4 separate regions of the Mus musculus genome follow, and all the other regions are linked to region 1. A link is a loop called in an ENCODE intact Hi-C map of the cell type or tissue named here. Cell type or tissue: heart. All regions are shown on one strand.

Region 1 (5,000 bases):
TCTCATGGAGGCATTTCCTCAACTGAAGGTCCTTTCTCTGTGATAACTCCAGCTGTGTCAAGTTGACACAAAACTAACCAGTACAGCGTGTTTTGTTGTTTTTGTTTTTATGGAGACAGGGTCTCACTATGCAGCCTCTGGATAGCCTAGAACTCTGTAGAGGAGGCTGGCCTGGGGTCAGTTCCATCTGCGTCTTCCTCGCAGATACTAGCATTAAAGATGCGAGGCTTTTAGACCAAAATAAATAAATAAATAAATAAACAAATAAATAAATAAAAAGGGAAAAAGGAGATATTTGTAAAGTTCTACAGACAAAATTTAACAGATGTGTGTAGTATTCAAAGCGGGAGCAGGAACATTGAACAAACGCTGAGGATATGGAGCTAAACAAAGTCCAGATTTGCTGGCAATTGCAGGGTCCTTACTGGTTCCTGGGTCTGTTCCTTGACTCATTAATACACGGTTTCATACATTCATTCATTAAATTGCATAAAGCACCTGCTACTTGCCATGAAAGATTTCGGGTAACTCTCGGGATGCAGCGCTGGCAAAAATCTAAGCACTGCGGACTTTACAGTCTATGTAGGGCACAACGGAAGAGAATAACAACGGTCTTTAAGAGCGATAGGGACAATGATAACGACAAGGACAGGGCTGTCGAGGGCCTGGGAAATCGCGGAATTAGAAGGCAGCGAGCGAGGAAAGAGAATGGCGCCTCCGCTAACGTGACTTGTTCTCCGCACTTCAGATCCTGTCCAGGGACTCCAAAGAAGGGAGCGATTAAAACCAGAAAAGCTCGCAAAAGTTCAGTTCCGCGGACATCCTCACCTAGGCGCTGACAAGCAGGGAGATGGGGCACAGGAACGGGGCGCATGCGCGCTCTCGCTCCAGCCGCCCCAGGGACGGATAAAGTGCGCAGGCGCTGGAGTTCCTAGCCAGGTCTGAGAAGGCGTTGCCCAATAGGAACGTCGTTCGGCGTCTTTGTCCCGCCCCCTTCGCCCGTCCCCATTTCCGCTTCCGGCGCGCCGGTGTAGTTCCATGATGGCGTCGGCGGTGCTGTCAGCGTCTCGGGTCTCTCGGCCGCTGGGCCGGGCCCTCCCCGGGTTGAGGCGGCCCATGTCGAGTGGCGCCCACGGCGAGGAGGGTTCAGGTACCCGGGGGCTCTCGGATGGGCGTGGGGTCTCGGCGGGTGGCGTGCGGCGGCGTGGCGGGGCCGGAGCCCGGGGCGGTGACCTTGGCGGGAGGGAGCGGCCGAGGCTGACGTTGTGGCCCCCGCCGCAGCTCGGATGTGGAAGGCCCTCACCTACTTCGTGGCGCTGCCCGGGGTGGGAGTGAGCATGCTCAACGTGTTCCTCAAGTCGCGGCACGAAGAGCACGAGAGACCCCCGTTCGTTGCCTACCCTCACCTGCGCATCAGGACCAAGGTAGGCGCTGCGCCTTTACTGTCCGTCTGTCCGTCCGTCCTCCAGGCATCCGTTATTGCGGGGTTGTCCACTCCCCTGGCCCAGCCCTTGGGGGAGTTTTAGGATCTTGGCTGCCTGTCCGTCCGTGCAGATAGAATATTTTATTTACTCTTCGTTTGACGGAAGGGAAGCCAGTTTGTAGGTCGTGGCTCGGTTTTCTTAAAAGGCCACCCAGTAAATGCCTGCGGGCTTTCAGCTCCTCCAACTTGTCACCTTTTGTCCAATGGTGCACTTTATTAGCTTCCTGCGGGAAAGTTTGGAGGTTTGGGGTGTCCCTTTATAGCCGCAAATCCTGAAGGTGATCCGGGATCCGGGCGATTGGCGTAGGCTTAAGCACAGACTGCCCGTTGGTTCTCACAGTGCCTGTCGTTTTATCAGTTCTTTGCCTTGGCTGTTCGTGTAGAAACCCTGTCTCGAAAAACCAAAAAAAAAAAAAAAAAAAAAAAAAAGACAGTTATAATGTCTCATGATGTATTTTAACAAGCCCGTCTTCCACTGTATCACCTAATTCACCTAAGACTGGCCTTGCAGAAACTTATTCTAGACTTCAATTTTACAACCCAGAAGGCTCCATGCCGTTCCCGTACAGCCTCAGCACTTGAGAGGCCAAAGAGAGCCAATGTCTTGTTCAAGGCCAGTCTGGTCTACAAAGTGAGCTCCAGGACAGCCAGGGGGGAGACTTTCTCAGAAAAAGAAAAGGTGTTTGACAGCAGCCTTGCCTTGGGGCTCTGCCCACTAGGTGGCAGTAGCACCCCCCTCCTAAGGCCTCTAGATAATGCTCCCATATCCCGCCCCTGGCACTTGGGGTCAGAAAACAAGCGTTTTCTCAGTAGTAGCTATCAGGAAGTTTCTATCAGTAGTAGTTGCTGGTTATTCTCTGCCACGTTATGAAATGGAGATTAGCTTGGGCTAAATGGGGTTACCACAGAAAGCCAAAAATGGTTGTGAGCTATTGACCAAGAGCAATGCTTTTCAAACATGGAGGGGAAGGGACAGGAGAGAGGGCTCAGTGGTGTAGAGTGCTGCTGCTCTTACAGAAGAGCCTAGTTTCCAGTGGGTGGCTCACAACATTCTTTAGCCCCAGCTGCAGGCAGGGATGATATCTTTGGTCTCTGTGTACACCTACACTCGTGCATATACCCACAGAGATGTACACAGAATAATATTCATGCTGGCAGAGGCAGGTGGTCAACATAGCACATTCTAGGACATCCAGGGCTACATAAAGAGACCCGTCTCAAAATCAGACAAAACTATGATTGGCAGAGTCATACATGCTGTAACCCCAGCACTGCAGGCAGAGGCAAGAGGAGCGTTGTAAGTTTTTGATTAGACTGTTCTATTTAGTGTTCCAGGTTAGCTAGATAAGGAAACCCTGTTTCAGCAACCTTGCCAAGTCTGCCAGTGAGGGCTAGTCTCTTGGGATCCACTCTATAGGAGGACAGAACTTCTTCTTTTGTTTTTTTGGTTTTTTTTTTTTTTTGCGGGGGGGGGGGGGTTGGTTTTGTTTTGTTTTGTTTTTTGAAACGGGGTTTCTCTGTGTAGCCCCGGCTGTCCTGGAACTCACTCTGTAGACCAGGCTGGCCTCGAACTCAGAAATTTGCCTGCCTCTGCCTCCCAAGTGCTGGGATTAAAGGCGTGTGCCACCACTGCCTGGCTGAGATTTATTTTTATGAGTGCACTGTAGCTGTCTTCAGACACACAGGAAGAGGGCATCAGATCCCATCACAGATGGTTGTGAGCCACCATGTGGTTGATGGGAATTGAACTCAGGACCTTTGGAAGAGCAGTCAGTGCTCTTAGCTGCTGAGTCATCTCTCTAGCCTGAGTTAGTCTTTTTTTAAAAAGGTAGTGAGCAAAAGGATTGAATTTAGGTCGCAGTTTTCTAGTCCTTCTGCAACCTCTGTTCTTCTAGGAGCTCTGGAATAGCAGTCAGTGTGTGTGCACACGCATATGTGCACGTGAGTGCAGGTGTTTGTGTCACAGTTGTGAGTCACCTCATCTGAAGTTTGGGAGAATTTTGAAGGAACAGATCTTATCCACTGAGCCACCTTTCCAACATCTTATGTTAAGATTTATTTTCTTTTAAATTATTTGTGTGTGTGTGCACATGAGAAGAGGGCTTCAGATCCCCTAGAGCTGGAGTAGTAGCAGATGTGAGCTGCCAGCCGTGGATGGGTGATAGTCACGTGCAGAACAACAGATGCTCTTACCTGCTGAGCCATCCCCTTCCTCGGGGAGCTACCTTGCGCTTGCTTGTCTTACCATCTACTTCGAAGGAGAGATGGCTCAGTGGTGTTAGAGCACTGGCTGCTTCTCCAGGGGTCCTGAGTTCAATTCCCAGCAACCACATGGCAGCTCATAACCATCTGTAATGGGATCTGAATCCTTCTTTTGTGAAGACAGAGTACTTATACATAATTACAGAAATAAATTAAAGTTACATTAAAAAAAATAAGAAAAAGCTCTGGGAAAGTTGACATTTTTATGTCAGTAAATCTATGCCAGTAAAGGCACATTTCCATTTTGATTTTATGTATTACCTCTTTCGATTCTGAGCATTTTCTGGAAATAACTAATTGACATCTTCGCTCCGCAGCCCTTCCCCTGGGGAGACGGTAACCATACCCTCTTCCACAACCCTCATGTGAACCCACTTCCGACCGGCTATGAAGATGAGTAAAGAGAACCTGGCCTCCCCCAGGCAACAAAGGGACCACAGCACTGGTTTTGGACCCTTACTCTGTGTGGACCACGAAAACCCTTTGGATGCTAAGCTCGTGTCTCCTTTCCTCAGATGGCGACCATTACTCTGATCTTCCATCCCTTCTGCTTGTAAGAGGAGATGCCTTAAATAAATAACTTAAACTCAGATGGTCCGTGAGCTGGACGGTACGATTTTATTCTCAGACACTGACATTGCTTTGCTGTTTTGCAGTGGTTCAGATCTGGTTTAGCTGACCGAATACCGTTTCTAGCTGGCTCCCTGCTGGTTTCTTGTGCTTAGCATGGGTAGAGAGCTAAATGACTAAGAGCAGAGAGAGGTAGAGTTACCATTGGGATGGGCTCCCTGACAGACAGTGGATGATCAATAGAATTGCCGCTGATTACCATCTGTAACACATGCGTGACAACTTCAAAGACTGGGCTGCATTGCAGGTTTCAGGTCAGTCCAGGCTGCACAGACCCTGAACAAAGTACATGAGCTTTAGTCAGCTCTTCTCGTCACAGCAGCTCCTGTTGCAATCTACAAAAGGAGCTGAGTTCTTACCTTTAGGAAAAGAATTTCTCAGGCAGACAGCGATGGTGCGTGCTTTAATCCCAGCACTTAGGCAGAGGCAGGCAGAGCTCCAAGATCAAGGACAGCATGGTCTACACAGCGAATTCCAGGCCAGCCAGGGCTACAAGGGAAACCCTGTCTAGGAAAACCAACAACACAGCAGTGGTAGTTACCAGACAACAGCATCGCCATCAGTTGCCCATCAAATGGAAGACCTTTAAGAGGCTGAAGTCAGGATGAGTGATCATGCTACTCTG
Region 2 (5,000 bases), 220 kb after region 1:
CCTTTCTTGAATTTCCTCATTTTGATAATACAAGAGGATGTTTGGGGGCTGTGGAAGTGGCTTAATGGTTAAGAGCACTGGCTGCTCTTCCAGAGGACCTGGGTTCAATTCCCAGCATCACATGGTGGCTCATAACTCTGCCATAGGGGATGTGGCATCCTCTTCTGGCCTCCTTGCAGACAGTGTACCCATGCGATAGAGGCAAACATGCACCATACACATTGGGGTGCTTTGAATAAGACTCCCCCATGGGCTCTTATATTTAAAAGTTTGGTCACCAGAGGTGGAACTATTTGACAGGATTGGGTGGTGTGGCCTTGTTGGAGAGAGTGTGTGGCTGGGGTTGGCTTGGAGATTTCCAACAGTTCATACAAGGCAGCATGTGACTCTCAGCTGTTGCACTGGCGCAGTGATTCTCAACCTGTGGGTCAAGACTCCTTTGTGGGGTGTGTATCTAACGACCCTTTCACAGGGATCACCTAAGACCATCAGAAAGCAGATATTTACATTATGATTCATAACAGTAGCAAAGATACAGTAATGGAGTAGCAAAAACAATATTTTGGTTAGGGTCAGCAGGCCATGAGGACTGTGTTAAAGGTTGAAGACTTAGGAAGGGAAGGACCACCACTCTACCTCTGTGTGCTGCCATGTTCTCTCTCGGCCATGATGGGCAGGCTAGCCCTCTGAAACTAACCCATCTCCCAGTTAATACTTTCCTAAGCGTTGCCTTGGTCGTGGTGTCTCTTCACCGCAATAGAACTGTGACTAAGACATGCATACCATAAAAACTAGTGTTAAATAAATTTTAAAGAAAACATTTGGGCCTTGAGAGATGGCTTATTGGTTGAGAGCACTGGCTGCTCTTTCAGGGGACTTGGTTTAGTTCCAGCTCTCAAATGGCATCTACAGCCAACAGTAACTGACACGGAGGACCTGACTCCCTTCTGACCTCTTCAGACACTGCATGAGTGTGGTGCTTACATGCAGGCAAAGCACCCATACATATGAAGTAAATAAACCTTAAACAACAAGGGGGTGTTTGGGGAACATTTTCAGTGAATTGCATAGAAGACCATATTTGTTTTAAAGCCAGGGAATGAAATAGAGGGTGACTCTGGAAGATTACCTAATGACACTGGTCTCTCCCTTTCAGACTACCTGTGTAAACCTGAAGACAATGTCTACAGTATCGACTTTACCCGCTTCAAGATTCGAGATCTGGAGACGGGGACAGTTCTCTTTGAGATTGCCAAGCCGTGCATCTCAGGTGGGCCTGGGTATTGTGGTCACAAGCCGGGGAGGAAAGGACCTTGGGAAGCCCAGAGTTTCTGGGACGCTGGTGTGTGCCACTTTCATGATTACTTCCTGTCAGCATGCCTGCCAGTTGCACACCAGTTTAGGGCTTTGTTAAAAGGCTGGTGTGTGTGTGTGTGTGTGTTTGAGTGCCTGTGTGTGCCAGAATGTACCAGGTGGAGGCCAGGGGACAATTTTGTGGAGTCGGGGTTCTGTTTCCACATCTGTGGGGGGTCTAGAGAGTATGTGGCAGGCACCTCTGTGCATTGAGCTATCTCACTGGCCAGGTTCTTACACTTGATCTTAGCCAGAAGGCCGAGAAGCGATACTGGCCGGGTTCTTATGTAGCCCATGTTGGCCCAGAACTTGCCATGTAGCAGAGGATGTTCCTGAGCTATGACATGCGCCTTTCACCATGTGCTACAGGTACAGTCACAGCAGCCAGCATAGGAAGTTGACATTTCTTGTGTTGTGACACCATCCAGGCTCCTTAGTGAATTGCCTTATGTCATCTTGTCCTTGTGAGTGGCTCAGCCACTTTTTACTGAGAGGGAGCTGAGCCCCAGAATTCCCACGGGACCCTCCCCTAAGCCTCTGTGCTTGTTCAGTGCTGCACGCTGTCTGCAGTGTGTACTGACCCCACTGCGGCTGGACTGAACTGTAGGAAGAAAGTGAGCCCTGCCCGCCCTGAGCCCTTGCCGCAGGCGGCAAGGCAGCGTCCCCAGCTGTCTGTAACGAGTGCTTTCCGTTTCTTTCCAAGCCCTGCTTTAATGGCTTGTCTTTTCTGTTTTGTTTGTTTCCAAAGATTAAAAAAAACCAAAAAACAAAACCCCAAAACTGTGTGTGCCCCAGTGTGTCCCTCCGGGGTTTGTGCAATGAGTACAGTAGCCTCTAGAGGCCAGAAGAGGGTGTTGGATCCCTCGGCTGCCTGACAGTCCTCTGTAAGAACACTAAGTGTTCCAGCCCTGTGGTCTGCCTGTCTCTCTGTCTGTCTCTTTTCTTTCTAAGTAAAAGATTATTCTTGGGCTGGAGAGATGGCTCAGCGGTTAAGAGCACTGACTGCTCTTCCAGAGGTCCTGAGTTCAAATCCCAGCAACCTCATGGTGGCTCACAACCATCTGTAATGGGATCCAATGCCCTCTTCTGGGGTGTCTGAAGACAGCTACAGTGCACTCACATACATAAAATAAAAATAATAAATTTTTAAAAACAAAAAAAGAAAGAAAGATTATTCTTAAGTGTACGACAGACTCCACGAGAGCATTTCTGTGACTCTGTGTGACAAAAGATGAGCCTGGGGACTCAGTGACCATCACCCTCTGAGGTACGAGGAGAACTGATTCTTTTACTTCCCTCTGTTTGCTTGATTTTCTCATTTTGAGACAATCGCGTGTGGCTAGAGCTAGCCTCACATTTGCTGTTTAAGTGGAGGTGCGGGTGTAAGTTTTACTGTGATTGTGTGAGTATGGGGTGCATGTGTGCGTGCATGCTGGAGCAGAAATGAGGTGGGGATAGCTTGTGGGCGTTGGTTCTCTCCTTCTGCGTGGGTAATGAGGAGGGAGCTCTGGTCTCCAACGACCTTTACAGGGTAGCCATCCACGGGCCTTTCAACTGGGATCTCTAATGAAACTTACTCTTTTTAAAAAATAATTTATTTATTTTTATTTTATGTGAATTGGTGTTTTCCCTGCATGTATGTCTGAGTGACTGTATTGAGTCTCCTGGACCTGGAGTTACAGACAGTTGTGAGCTGCCAAGTGGGTGGTGGGAATTGAACCCAGGTTCACTGGAAGAACAACCGGTGTTCCTAACCCTGAGCCATCTTTCCAGCCCCTAATAAAACTTACTTTGCAAAGTTCTTCTCATTGGATTTGTGGCTCAGAATGAGCCAGCGATTCTCTGAGAATATAGGTATTAGCATCTCAGAGAAATAAAAGGCAGTCCCGAGCTGCGGTTCTCTCGTGAACGGAGCACTTATCTGGCTTAAAACACACAGGCAGACTTGCTAGGAAAGTGTTAGCCCAACTTGATCACCGGCCTGGCTCAGCGGGCCTTGCATTTCCCCCCGTCATCTTCTGGTCCTGCTCAAGGCACCGAAGCCTCCGGAAAGGCTGCTGCAGATGCTGTAGGTGTGTGGTCTTCATCCCTCCTAGTCCGTGAGCACTCGCTCACACCAGAGTGCCCTCCTGCATGGGTTGCTCTGATGGGCTTGAATCACATCAGTGGATCCGGGCCCTTACCATGTAGGTAGAAGCCCCAAACCAGGACAGCGCGCCAGTACCCCTGGGACATCACAGGCACAGATGCTGGGTGCTCAGATGTGTAGAGAATTCCCCTCCACGTTCATACTGTGACCATTGTAGATCTTTTATGTGGAATCAGCAGTAGGCTGGACCAGGGGATGGCACGGAGCACATGCCAGTCCACGTGCTGGTTCCAGGTGGTCAGAGAAGTGGGTCAGGGTGTCCTGCAATAGACATGAGCGTCCTGCGTTTGGTCAGTCAGGGTCGTTGGAAATCAGACGGTGCTCCCAGGATGCCTCTCATGCCCAGCCCTCTCTGCCTCCCATCCTGCTTAGAGTCTGGTGCTCTGATCCAGTCAGCGTGGACTCGGCTGTAGGATTGGAGTCACACAAGTCATAGCCCGTGTTCAGCCTGCCTCTTATTATTTCACCCCAGGACGTGCCCATCCCCCCAAATCATATAAGGCAAATCGCATCATGTTTTAAGAACAGACTTTGGTCAGCTGGACCTGCATTCAGAACTTTGCTCAATCCCTTACCTGTTTGGGAACTTTGGGCTTGGGCGTGACTTAGCATTTTGAACTTCAGTGTCCTTCTCTGTGAAGCCATCTGTGAAATCAGAACGAGCGGCTCCTCCCTACGGGGCTGCCTGAAGCCTGGTACAGCCTGTTGCCAGTCTGTGCCCAGGAAGCAGGGCTGTAGGGTTGGAACTAGTGTGATCTGTCAGTCGGTGGCGTGCTGGGTGGGTACGTGGGTGCTCACGGCTCAGCTCTGTGCTCTTGCAGACCAAGACCAGGATGCGGAGGAGGAGAGCGTCGACGTGGATATCAGTGTGGGCCGTTTCGTTCGATATCAGTTCACACCGGCGTTTCTTCGCCTCCGGACCGTTGGTGCCACGTGAGTGCTGTTATTTTTCTGAGGGCAGAACATTTGGCTTATCGTAAGGAAGAATGCGCTCTGTGGGGCTGAGGCTGGCTGTGAGGAAATGAAGAATCTCATAGAGATTCTCTTACAGGGTAGAGTTCACTGTGGGTGACAGGCCAGTGACAGGTTTCCGGATGATCGAGCGGCACTACTTCCGGGAGCGGCTGCTGAAGACCTTTGACTTTGATTTTGGCTTCTGCATCCCTAGCAGCAGAAACACGTGTGAGCACATCTACGAGTTCCCGCAGCTCTCCGAGGACGTCAGTACGTATGCGCGCGCGCGCACACACACACACACACACACACACACATACACACACACACACACACACACACACACACACACACACACCCCTCCGTGCCTCCCTCCCTCCCTCTGAGCTAGATTCTGACCACCACCTGCTCCAGTGGCCTCACTGCACAAGAGCGAAGTGTGGCTTGCTGTGTGTCAGGTCATGTGACCTCAGGTTCCTGTCTTCTGCCTCTGAGGACCCAGGCTGAGTCACTAAGGCCTCTCACTGTTGCTCACAGCCCCACT
Region 3 (5,000 bases), 110 kb after region 1:
GAACAACAGCCACCATCCACACCACCCGTACCTCCCACGTGTAATGTGTTGAAGAAGCACGGGTAACGGTGGCCTTTGTTCTCCAAATAGGTGATGAAAGGAAGAGCTGACCACACGAGCTGGTAGAAATCCTTCCGGCATCGCAGTAGCACGACTCCAGTGTAGGCATTGAGGTATCGGACTACAGGAGGAAGGGGAAATTGGGAAAGAAATTAAAATTCACAGAATTATACAGAAAAACCCTATCGTAGGCAAACGTCACATGGGAGGATGTGCTGGCATGGACCACCCCAGCCGGGATAGGGGTCCCTGGGATGTGGGTTCTCGAGGTCAGGTGGCTAAGGATTCGGTGGTGATAAACAAACAGAGGCAGTCTGAATCTGCGTGTATTTTGCAGCTCTCCGTCAAGGGTTTTTATACTTAGAGAAATAGGTGTTACAGCTCAGCTCGGAAAAGTTGTGTTCAGTGAAACAGCAAAATAGGACAGACATAACAACCACCTGGTACATCAAATACAAAATCATCCAAGTCACAACTTCAAAGAAAGGTGTTCTCAGTAAAACATACGAAAGTCATCTGAGGCTGGGGCAAATTCCCAAAAACATGCCAATGAATTTTTATGATCAGTTCCCTGTTCTGTAGCTCTTTAAACTGTTTTAATTTTTCCTATATAATACTTTCTTAAACAAGATACCAAAACCTATTTCTGATGACGCAGGTGCAGCCATATAAAATATTGTTGGGAAAGTTTATATTTATTAATACTATCTTACACATGATTTATAAAGAGAAGTGCTGTCTTTCCTGGAGATGAGGTCATGTTTAGTGACTCCATCTCAAGGGATGGTTTTGTAGTCATAATACTCGCTTAAGATCTTGACCTAGGCTATCAGGAACACCTCATATACAGGAAAAGGAATAGAAAACATAAAACTGATAAGTAGCCAAAAGATCTACGACTCAATAATTTTTCTCCTGTGAAGAGTTCCACAGCCTGTTCCAGGAGGTCTCCCCTTTTTGAGATCAAACGCCTCAGCCTGTGGAATTTGTCACACAGATCCTTACTAGAGGTGGTGTGGCAATGCACCACACTAAAGATTTGTAATCGTGTGCTGTTTTGCTTGCATGTATTTACACATTTGTGCCTGGTGTTGTCCTCTGGAACTGGAGTTTCAGACTATTTCAGATAGGAATCTTTCCTCTCCCAAAGACCGCTGAGCCCTCTCTCCATCTCCACCTAACATTCTTGAAAGTGGCTTTTTTGTTTTGTTTTTGTCTGCTTTTAGACAGTCCAGTTAGGACTTCCTGGCTGGCCTGGAACCTGCCTTTGCTCCCTGGGGACTGCTAGGATAAAAGCATGGGCCGCAGCACCCAGCTTGAAAGGAAACGTTAAGGGAAACCTTCCGCCCTCAAGAAGTCGCTGACCACTCAGGTCAATGAATGGAGAGAGAGCCCAGCTCCACCGTAATTAACATTAACGCTGCAGGGGGAAAAAAAATCCTTGCCGGGGAAACGCCTGTTTTCCTGTAGAGCTCAGCGAAAGCAAGAAAACTTTGTGGTTTTATGTATGTTTGATTCTGCATAGTTCAAGTGTGCTTGCGGAATTAGGAGCTAAACTAAGAAGCGACATTCTGAGAAAAACAAAGCTTCCATCCTGCGTTTCCATATGAGAATTACTGTCTAGTCTGTTCGAGCTCGCAGCCGGGTTTAAACTTTGAGGGATACATTTGACATTTTAAAACGTGCTAACGTGACCTGTCAAATCATGGCTCTTAGGAATTCTACATGGCTACTTTCATTTAGCCTAGTGAATTCAACACCCATCTTCCACTAAAACGGGCAGTAAACGGAATCCCCCAACTCAACCCACCCCGGCACACACACCGGGGGCTGGGTATTGAACTTTTTGCCTTGTCCCACTGCGCGATCGGCACCTTCTGTTCAGTTTTCGACCCGCCGCACTCCGATTTTCTAGAACCCTCCACTATCGTACAAAACGCGACACACTGGCCGGGCCTCGCCCTGGCAAAGCGCGCCCCGCACTGCATCCGCAGCGCCCTCGTACCTGCAAAGCCCACGGAGCAGGCGGCGGCGCCGAAGGCCCCGTGCACCCGGGCGATCGTGTCGCGGACCAGCCCGCCCAGCACGCGGTCGTCCAGGCTCAAACGGCAGCGCGCGTCCTCGGACACCAGCTCGCACAGAAGGTACCTGCGGCGACAGCGGGGTGAGCGCGGCCCGGGTCGCGGGGACGGCGCGGGGACAGCGCTGCTTACCTGTGCTTGAACCGCACCATGGCGTCCGCGCCGGATGCGGGAGGAAGGCGGCACTAGGCTCGGACAGGCAGCGTGCCCTGTCAATCTCCACGCTCCGCCTCCCGCGGCGGGCGTAAGAGCGCATGCGTTCGCCTCCGGCCGGCGCTGGGGATTTTCCACACAAGTTCTGTGCGCTCAGAGTCCCCCAAGTGAACGTTTAAGGTCAGCCCTGCACTTAAAGTCCGAGAGTGTCGCACGATCTGGGACCTAAAAGTCAGAGCACAGGTTTTCCCATACAGCCAAATACGCGAATTCTTTGAGGGGATTTCGACAGTTTTGTGGAGGGGAGTTCTTTTCAAGTGGTTTCCAAAAACAATATAGTATCCTCCCTCCCTCTCTTCCTGGTTTCTTTTTTTCCTCAAGCTAACCCCAGACTGACTGTGTAGCCAAGACGACCCCGAACTTCTGATCCCCTGCCTTTTCCTACGAAGCGCTGGCATTACCAACGCGTCCCACCACACCCAGCCCTCTGTTTTCTGTTAAGAATAGAGGATTATGTTTTAAAATGAAGAACAGAGGGTTAAGGTTTTTAATGCGTTTTTCTAGCCCATTCCCTTGAATACCTTTGTGTGATTAATAAATGATAAATTATTATTGTTGTTGTTGGGTTTTTGATACAGCGTTTCTTTCTGTAGCCCGGGCTGTCCTGGAACTCACTCTGTAGACCAGGCTGGCCTTGAACTCAGAAATCCGCCTGCTTCTGCCTCCCGAGTGCTGGGATTAAAGGCCTGCGCCACCACTGCCCAGCATTTAAAAAACAAACAAACAAAAAAAAAAAAAAAAAAAAAAAACAGGGTCCCACTCTATCTACCTAAGGCTAGCTTGGAGCCCAAAGCAATCCTGCCTCAGCCTCCTAAGGACTAGGACTACAGGGGTGTGCTACACTTCATTTATCTTGCATGTTAAGTGCATATTCTTTTTTAAAATTTATTATTATATCTAAGTACACTATAGCTTTCTTCAGACACACCAGAAGAGAACATCAGATCTCATTACAGATGGTTGTGAGCCACCACGTGGGATTTGAACCCAGGACCTTCAGAAGAGCCTTCACTCCAGCCCCTAAGTCCATATTTTTTTAAAGATTTATTTATTATTATATGTAAGTGTAGCTGTCTTCAGACAATCCAGAAGATGGAGTCAGATCTCATTACGGATGGTTGTGAGCCACCATGTGGTTGCTGGGATTTGAACTCCGGACCTTCAGAAGAGCAGTCAGGTGCTCCTACCTACTGAGCCATCTCACCAGCCCTAAGTGCATATTCTTAATGGTGTGACTCAGTGAGGTGGATTTGTGTGACTGCCACCCTATTAAGATGTAGATAAGGTTCAGTGCTCCCCAAATTCCCAGGCCCTTGCCAAAACCTTTAGTGGGAAGGAGCCATCATCCCCATTTCTGGAGAGATAGGTTTTGCCAGGCCTTGGCCTGGACATATATGTTTTAAGCATGCAACATGCCTGTAAGTCCGCTGCTTGACTCTATTTTCCTGTCGCCGGTGCTGCTACAGACATTCCTCACGTGCTCGGTATTGCATGTTTTAAGTGCACCACTAAGTCGGTCAGCATTGCCTTAATACACATTGTCTACAGATTTTCTTGTTATCCTGGGTTTCTTGGTGCCTGGCTTTGTAGCAGGGTCATTTTTGAAAATTAGATTTATTTATTTGTTGTAGAAATGTGGAGGTGCGTATTTGCCACGGCCGGAGGTGGCGATCAGAGGACGACTTTGGGAAGTTGGTTCTCAGGACCTCCGTTATGTGTACAGCTGTCATGGCCTCGCCTGGCCAGGTGTGGTAACGTAAAGCAAGACTTATATTTCACAGCTGACTATTTACAAGATCCGAAATCAGTTTTCAGTCTTCTCTTAGCCACAGCTTTAGGGGACCACAGATGTCCCTTCGCAGACTGCCATTCACTATTGCAATCAAGAGGCAATCATCGTCCACAGCCAGCGGCCGGTAGGGGGTGCCAGAGGCCCACTGTGTAGCTCGCCACACTCCCCACTCTCTAAAAATAGCACCAGTGCCTTTATCCTAACCCTGAGACCATTTTATAGATGCGGTCCGGGCCCAGGCCCAGAATTTAACCTTGAAAGCATTGGTCTCCAAACTCCCTGCTCGGATCCACTCCGATGCTCACTGCCCACCTGCTGTAACGTAGCCACAGGCGTGGGTTCGGATCCCCGGTCTTCGTCCTCCGGCCCGGTGCTGTCAGGGACCACACCGCGTCTCCAAAGCAGAGCTTCCCCTTCTAGTTCCGATTATTAAGAATTATTAGGATGGAGGTGTAGGTGGGATTGCACCGGCACGGGAGGGCGGGTGCCTAATAAACAAACAACGGCGAGCGGCTGTCACCCAGAGGAAGCACCCTGATCCGGGCCAGCCGGGAAGTGCGGGCCAGACGCCTCCCGGTGGGCCGGCGGCGGCGACGTGTCGTCGCAGCCTCTCCCGGTGGTAATTAGCCCCCGCCCTCGGCTCCGCCAGCCGCTAATTACACGTCTCCTAATGAGGCCGGCGGCTGTTTGCAATCACCCGGGTCCCCGCCGCGCGGGGGCGGGAGTCGTGGGCCGGCGTCAGGCGGAGGAAGGGGCTGAGGCTTAGAGAGGCGGACCTACGCAGGCATGACTCACGCGGGGATGGAGCCTAATCCCCGCTGAGCCCAAACCTGTGCGTCGTCGAGCCCATTCAT
Region 4 (5,000 bases), 160 kb after region 1:
GTGTACCCCAGCCCTCTCCCTGAGTGTCCCGGCACTGGGTTGTCACCCAAGTTCATATGCTGTTGGTTGATCTGGTGGAGACCTAAGACCGGCCACCCTCCTAAGCGGGGATAACCAGCAATGGGCTCAGCCTTCTCACCCTCTGATCCTATTATTCTGTTCAGAATCCAAAGCAGGGCTCCAGAGGCCCAGGGACTTGCAGAGAATAAGAAGAGTGTATGTCACAAAGTGTTCTTCACTTCTTAGAGGAAACTCCCAAGCGTCAGCCTTGCTGCGTTTTTAAGGGAAGGTCAAACCTCCCGCCCCTGCCCAGTTTAGTTTAAGGAGACTTTAAAACCCCCATATCTGGTCCTTCTGGGTCCCTAGCTGACCTTAAGCCTCAACAATGTCCACCACATTCTTACCCCAAAGCAGAAAAAGACCTTGAATTTTTGTACATTTATTTATTTAAAATGTGTGTTTGCCAAGTGTGGTGGTGCACACCTTTAATCCAAGCTCTTGGTGGGCAGAGGCAGGCATACGTGTGTGTGCATGTATATGTGTGTATATGGGTGTGCATGTATATGCAAATGTGTGTGCATGCACATGTACATGGGTATGGGTATATGTGTGTGTACATGTGCACAAGTGTGTATGTGTGTATGTATGCTCAAGGGTGTGTGTGTGTGTGTGTGTGTGTGTGTGTGTAGGCCAGAAGATAGCTTTCAGAAGTTGACTCTCTCCTTGTACCATCTGGATCCCAGGAATCCTGATCAGGTAGTGAGGCTCAGCAGGAAGTACTTTGACCAACTGCACAATCTTGCTGAGTTGCAGGATGGGCTTTCTTTAAGCATTTGATTGGTTTTGCTGTCTTCTGTCTCCAGTTTCCAAGGACAGAGGCATACAAAGCCAAGGTCGACAAGGACCTGCTATACCTGAGACTGGCCTGCAGGGGGCAGGAGTCACCAGGGCTGAATAACTGGATGAGTGGATGCTGCGTTTAGCCCTTTCAGTTCGAGGCAGAGGAATGGGACAGGTTTTTGGTGCCAGACACTGGGCGGCACCTTTTGTGATATTGTTTTGTTAGCCACCCATAAGAGCCCAAAGGAGGTGTTGTTAGTATCTAAGGGACAACCTCCAGAAGTCCAAAGTGAATCAGATCATCGCAATTCGTCTGACTCGGCATTCTATCCCTGGTACGTCGTCTTTCATATTTTTAAAAAGACTTATTTTTATTTTATGTGTATGAGTGTGTTTTCCCCCTGTTTGTATGTGTACCACATGTGTGCCTGATGCCTTCAGAGCTCAGAAGTGGTACATTAGATCCTCTGGAACTGGAGTTACAAAAGGTTGTGAGCATCCCCGTGGGTGCTGGGAACCGACCCCGGGGCCTCTGCAAAAACAACAAGCACACACAACCACTGAATCATTTTCCCAGCCACTCTCAGTGGGTCTTAATGCCAGCTACAGGTTAGAGCTCCCCAGAGAGTCCACAGACTCTGCACTTGGCCGCCCTATGCCCACTGCACCAGGGATTTCAGGGCAGGGTCCAGCTGTTTCTGTGTTTCTCTTTCTTTTCTCTCTCTCTCTCTCTCCCTCATTTTTTTTTTTTTGGTGTGTGTGTGTGTGTGTGTGTGTGTGTGTGTGTGTTTTCAAGACAGGGTTTCTCTGTGTAGCCCTGGCTGTCCTAGAACACACTTTGTAGACCAGGCTGGCCTCGAACTCAGAAGTCCGCCTGCCTCTGCCTCCCAAGTGCTGGGATTAAAGGCATGCGGCACCACTGCCCGCCTGTATTTCTCTTTCTTAGCGTTATTCTGGACTATAGTTAAATAATTGTACTCCTCACTCTCTCTTGCCCACCTGCGAGGATGTAAACTCCCGTTGTTGTTGTTCCTCTTCATTGTTTCCAGAGCCAAGCACAGCACCCGGCTCATAAATGCCGGGCAAACGATACTTCCTTCTTCCACTTGAATAATTACTTATCAGCGCCTATTATGTACCACAGGCTTTCCTGTATGCGCCGTATTAGCCAGACAGGGAAAGTCCCATTTTCTAACGGAGGAAACTGAAGCTCAGGAATAGAAGGTGATCACAGGCAGAGCTGGGGCTCAACCTTAGACCCCAGATCCTTCCCCATTCATCAGAGGCCATTGACCCAGACCCCTGGACCAGCGGAGTGCTTCCTCTGAGTTGCTTTGCATTTCCGTTAGCGGTCTGCCCCTCCCCAGCTCTCTGGCATCTTTACCCTCTTTCCTGCCCTTTAGCTGTTCCCACCCAGTCTCCTCCTTTTGTGTTCGGGGAGTGGCTTCTTCCTTTTCCCCTCCTCCAGGAGTATGGGCCAAGCAAGGCATCAAGAAACTGCCTAGGCAACACCGTTCCCTGGTCTGCAGCGACACACAGCACCAGAGACATAGTGAACTAGCCAGCGACCTCCTTTTTAGCCTCCTAGGAGGAAGCCTGTGCCACCCACTGGGCAAGGAACCCAGCCATCTTCTCTAATGAAATTCCTGACCAGACATCCCAATGGACAAAAGTCCCTGGGAGAGGAAGCAGTCTGGGCTTGGTGTCTGCGATTGCATCAGGGGCCAGGGAGTAGGTCAACCTCCTGGTCTATCTCTGGCGCCCCCTGCTGGGGAAAAGCTGGATACACGGATAAGAGGAATGCTTCTCTGGGTACCCGCCTACCACTGCCGCGCTCAGACCCGGACATCTGAGGCATGAGAATTCCCTTGCCAAAGCAAGAATTTGGAGGGACAAGGAACACCGAGTCATCTGTAAAGTTCCGACTGTGGGAACTCGGAGGACCATTTTTAAAAGGCAAACCTCCCTGTTCTGCACTCCAGCGAAGCCAGTGAAAAAGACCTTTAGGTCAGAATTGGGAAGAGGATGGGAAGGACCAGAGAGACCTTGGCCACGTCCTCTGTGCCAGCGCTGCCTTCATTCTCCTCTCCTCAAGGCCATCGCTTGGCTTCCCGAGGGTCAGAGAGCCTTTCCACGGCAGAGGGAGCATAAGGAAGAAGCAGATGACAGCTGTGGCTTCAGCTGTGCCGCCAGCCCTGGAGCCTCATTCCATGTCAGCGATGAGGCAAGTGTGAAAAATGGAGCGTAATAGAGACGTCACAAGATCTCCCAGGCCCTCAACTGAGAACCACCTTGCTGCTCAGTCAGCTGGAATTGCCAGTGGCTGATGAGGCATGCTCACCCGGCTCAGTGCTCTCCAGACCCGGCTTACATCTCCCTGGGGTCCTGCGTGTGCATGCATGTGTGTGGTTAGTGTGTGTGTGTGTGTGTGTGTGTGTGTGTGTGTGTGTGTGCCTGTGTGTTCAACCACGCGTGCGTGTGCGCAGGCTGTGAGGCACCCTGGCTTTGGGGGCCCTAGCCAGCTTTCCCCTTCTGGATCTGCTGGCCTAATTCCCAGTTGCAGCTGCCACCTTGGGTCCCCCTCCCCAAGGCAATCTCCCTGCATATTTGGTAGCATAAGAAGGAGGGGCTGAGGCAAGGGGATAGACAGAGAATGGACTGAGCCTAATGCTGTAATCTGTTGTTGATGATCCTAAAGGCTTCCCAGCGCCAGTGCCCTCTGTGATCTACTCTCCAGGGGATTTTTTCCCCCGGTGCTATGCACTTTTTCCTTCTGCCTTCGGCTCCTTAAGAAACTGACTAGAAAGTTAAACCTAGACACACAAACGCACATACAAACCACCAGGAAAAAAAAAAAAATCAGCAGGAGCAGACAGGCAGGCAGGCAGGCAGGCAGACAGACGAGCACGCGCGCTCCGGCTCAGCTCTGTCCTGGAGGAAGAGCGACTGGAGCAGAGAGAGTCGCTGGGGTTGGCAGTGACCCAGACTGAGGTCTTCTGCGCCCCCCCCCCCCGCCCCCAGAAGCCTCCTTCATGGACCCAGAGACCGCCAAAGGGGCTGTGTCAGCGTAGGATGGGCAACTGCGTCAAGTCGCCACTAAGAAACCTCTCAAGAAAGGTATGTTTTGGGAGCCCCCGAGTCTTGGTACTGGGGTTGCGGACATCTTGTTGCCTACCCCAGAGGGGATGAAGTGGGTGGGCATCTGATGTTCATTAGGCTTCCCAGGGTGTCTGTCCAAAACTGTGTCCCTATTCTGACTTCAAGACACCCTCCATCAGCAGATTCTTATGTTCTAGGGAGGCTCTGAGCTAAAGTTAGGGCTTAAAGGTGCCTGGGGTTAGGGGTGAGAGGTCATGGGGTCCCGGAAGGTCATATCTGGGATTCATGAAAGAGGTAAGCAAGAAACCATGTGACTTTGGGGCTTCATGGCTATAAGATGAAACGTGTGGATTCTTAGGATGGCAGTGTACATATTTAGAGTCTAAAGCATCGGAGACCCTTCAGGAGCAGACCCCAGGGCTGAGCCGGTCTGTGCTCCTCACTGGTAATCTCTAAGCCAGTGGTTCTCAAACTTCCTAAGGCGGCAGCCCTTTAATGTGGCTCCTCGTGCTGTGGTGACCCCCAACTATTACATTATTTTTGTTGGTTCTCCTTAACAGTAATGTTGCTACTGTTATGATTTGTGACGTTTGCCAAAGGGGTCATGACCTACAGGTTGAGAACCAATTATCTAAGTTTCGAAGGAACCGTATTAAGCAAGGAAATGTCCCCCTTTGATTATATTTACAATAACTCTTGAGTCAGGGGTGGGAGTCAGGACCATATGGTCTTAGGACCCAGGATGGCTTCTTTTGAGAAACACGGTGCCTGAGAGATATGTGGGTCAGGATTGTACATGTCACTTTTCAGGGTGGATTTACTGCTTGTACGCTAGGACTTTTTTTTGCAAGAATTCCTTGGAGAAAGCGAGTGTTCCCTCCCTCGGGCTTCTCCAGGAAGGTCTGGGTTATGTTTAGAGTGTGTTCTGCTTGGGCTCTGCGTATATTGCAGGCTGGCTGGAGTCAGGTCGTAGACTGATAAAGATTTTTGCCTCCAGTGTTTTCATTTGCCAAATAAGAAATGGGATTGCCAATCGAGGGGGCGGGGATTGGAGGGTCAGG

Evidence for each region. Peaks named below come from ENCODE experiments on the same cell type or tissue, not always from the same donor. Only the 100,000 strongest peaks of a DNase experiment are listed, where the experiment ranks them.
Region 2: a loop joins it to region 1, with 3 times the contacts of the local background. A loop is called at or near these places in 5 of 42 quality-filtered maps.
Region 3: a loop joins it to region 1, with 5 times the contacts of the local background. A loop is called at or near these places in 7 of 42 quality-filtered maps.
Region 4: a loop joins it to region 1, with 3.0 times the contacts of the local background. A loop is called at or near these places in 5 of 42 quality-filtered maps.

The regions. Positions count from the first base shown.
Region 1 is chr5:115,344,989-115,349,988 of GRCm38, reverse strand. Cox6a1 (cytochrome c oxidase subunit 6A1) reads left to right here and starts at 1,031. Exons shown (of 3, transcript NM_007748.5): 1 at 1,031-1,150; 2 at 1,282-1,424; 3 at 4,063-4,337. The coding sequence starts at 1,042. The coding sequence ends at 4,146. In heart, CTCF peaks have their summits at 838 and 2,200 (motif pointing right); DNase peaks (open chromatin) are centred at 928 and 2,188; H3K4me3 peaks cover 2,641 bases; H3K27ac peaks cover 1,629 bases.
Region 2 is chr5:115,126,737-115,131,736 of GRCm38, reverse strand. It overlaps Unc119b (unc-119 lipid binding chaperone B), which reads left to right. Exons shown (of 5, transcript NM_175352.4): 2 at 1,157-1,270; 3 at 4,324-4,435; 4 at 4,554-4,726. Among named protein-coding and RNA genes, the nearest start is that of Unc119b, 5.7 kb to the left of the region's middle. In heart, a CTCF peak has its summit at 2,193 (motif pointing right); no DNase peak of the experiment used is centred here.
Region 3 is chr5:115,235,343-115,240,342 of GRCm38, reverse strand. Pop5 (processing of precursor 5, ribonuclease P/MRP family (S. cerevisiae)) reads right to left here and starts at 4,492. Exons shown (of 6, transcript NM_026398.4): 1 at 4,459-4,492; 2 at 2,274-2,519; 3 at 2,066-2,208; 4 at 32-181. The coding sequence starts at 2,293. In heart, a CTCF peak has its summit at 2,389; DNase peaks (open chromatin) are centred at 1,355, 2,352, 4,322 and 4,832; H3K4me3 peaks cover 2,994 bases; H3K27ac peaks cover 1,900 bases.
Region 4 is chr5:115,184,969-115,189,968 of GRCm38, reverse strand. All of the region lies in intron 1 of Cabp1 (calcium binding protein 1), which reads left to right. Among named protein-coding and RNA genes, the nearest start is that of Gm35515, 6.9 kb to the left of the region's middle. In heart, CTCF peaks have their summits at 934 (motif pointing right) and 2,614 (motif pointing left); DNase peaks (open chromatin) are centred at 2,248, 2,588 and 3,138; H3K4me3 peaks cover 1,755 bases; H3K27ac peaks cover 382 bases; H3K27me3 peaks cover 2,192 bases.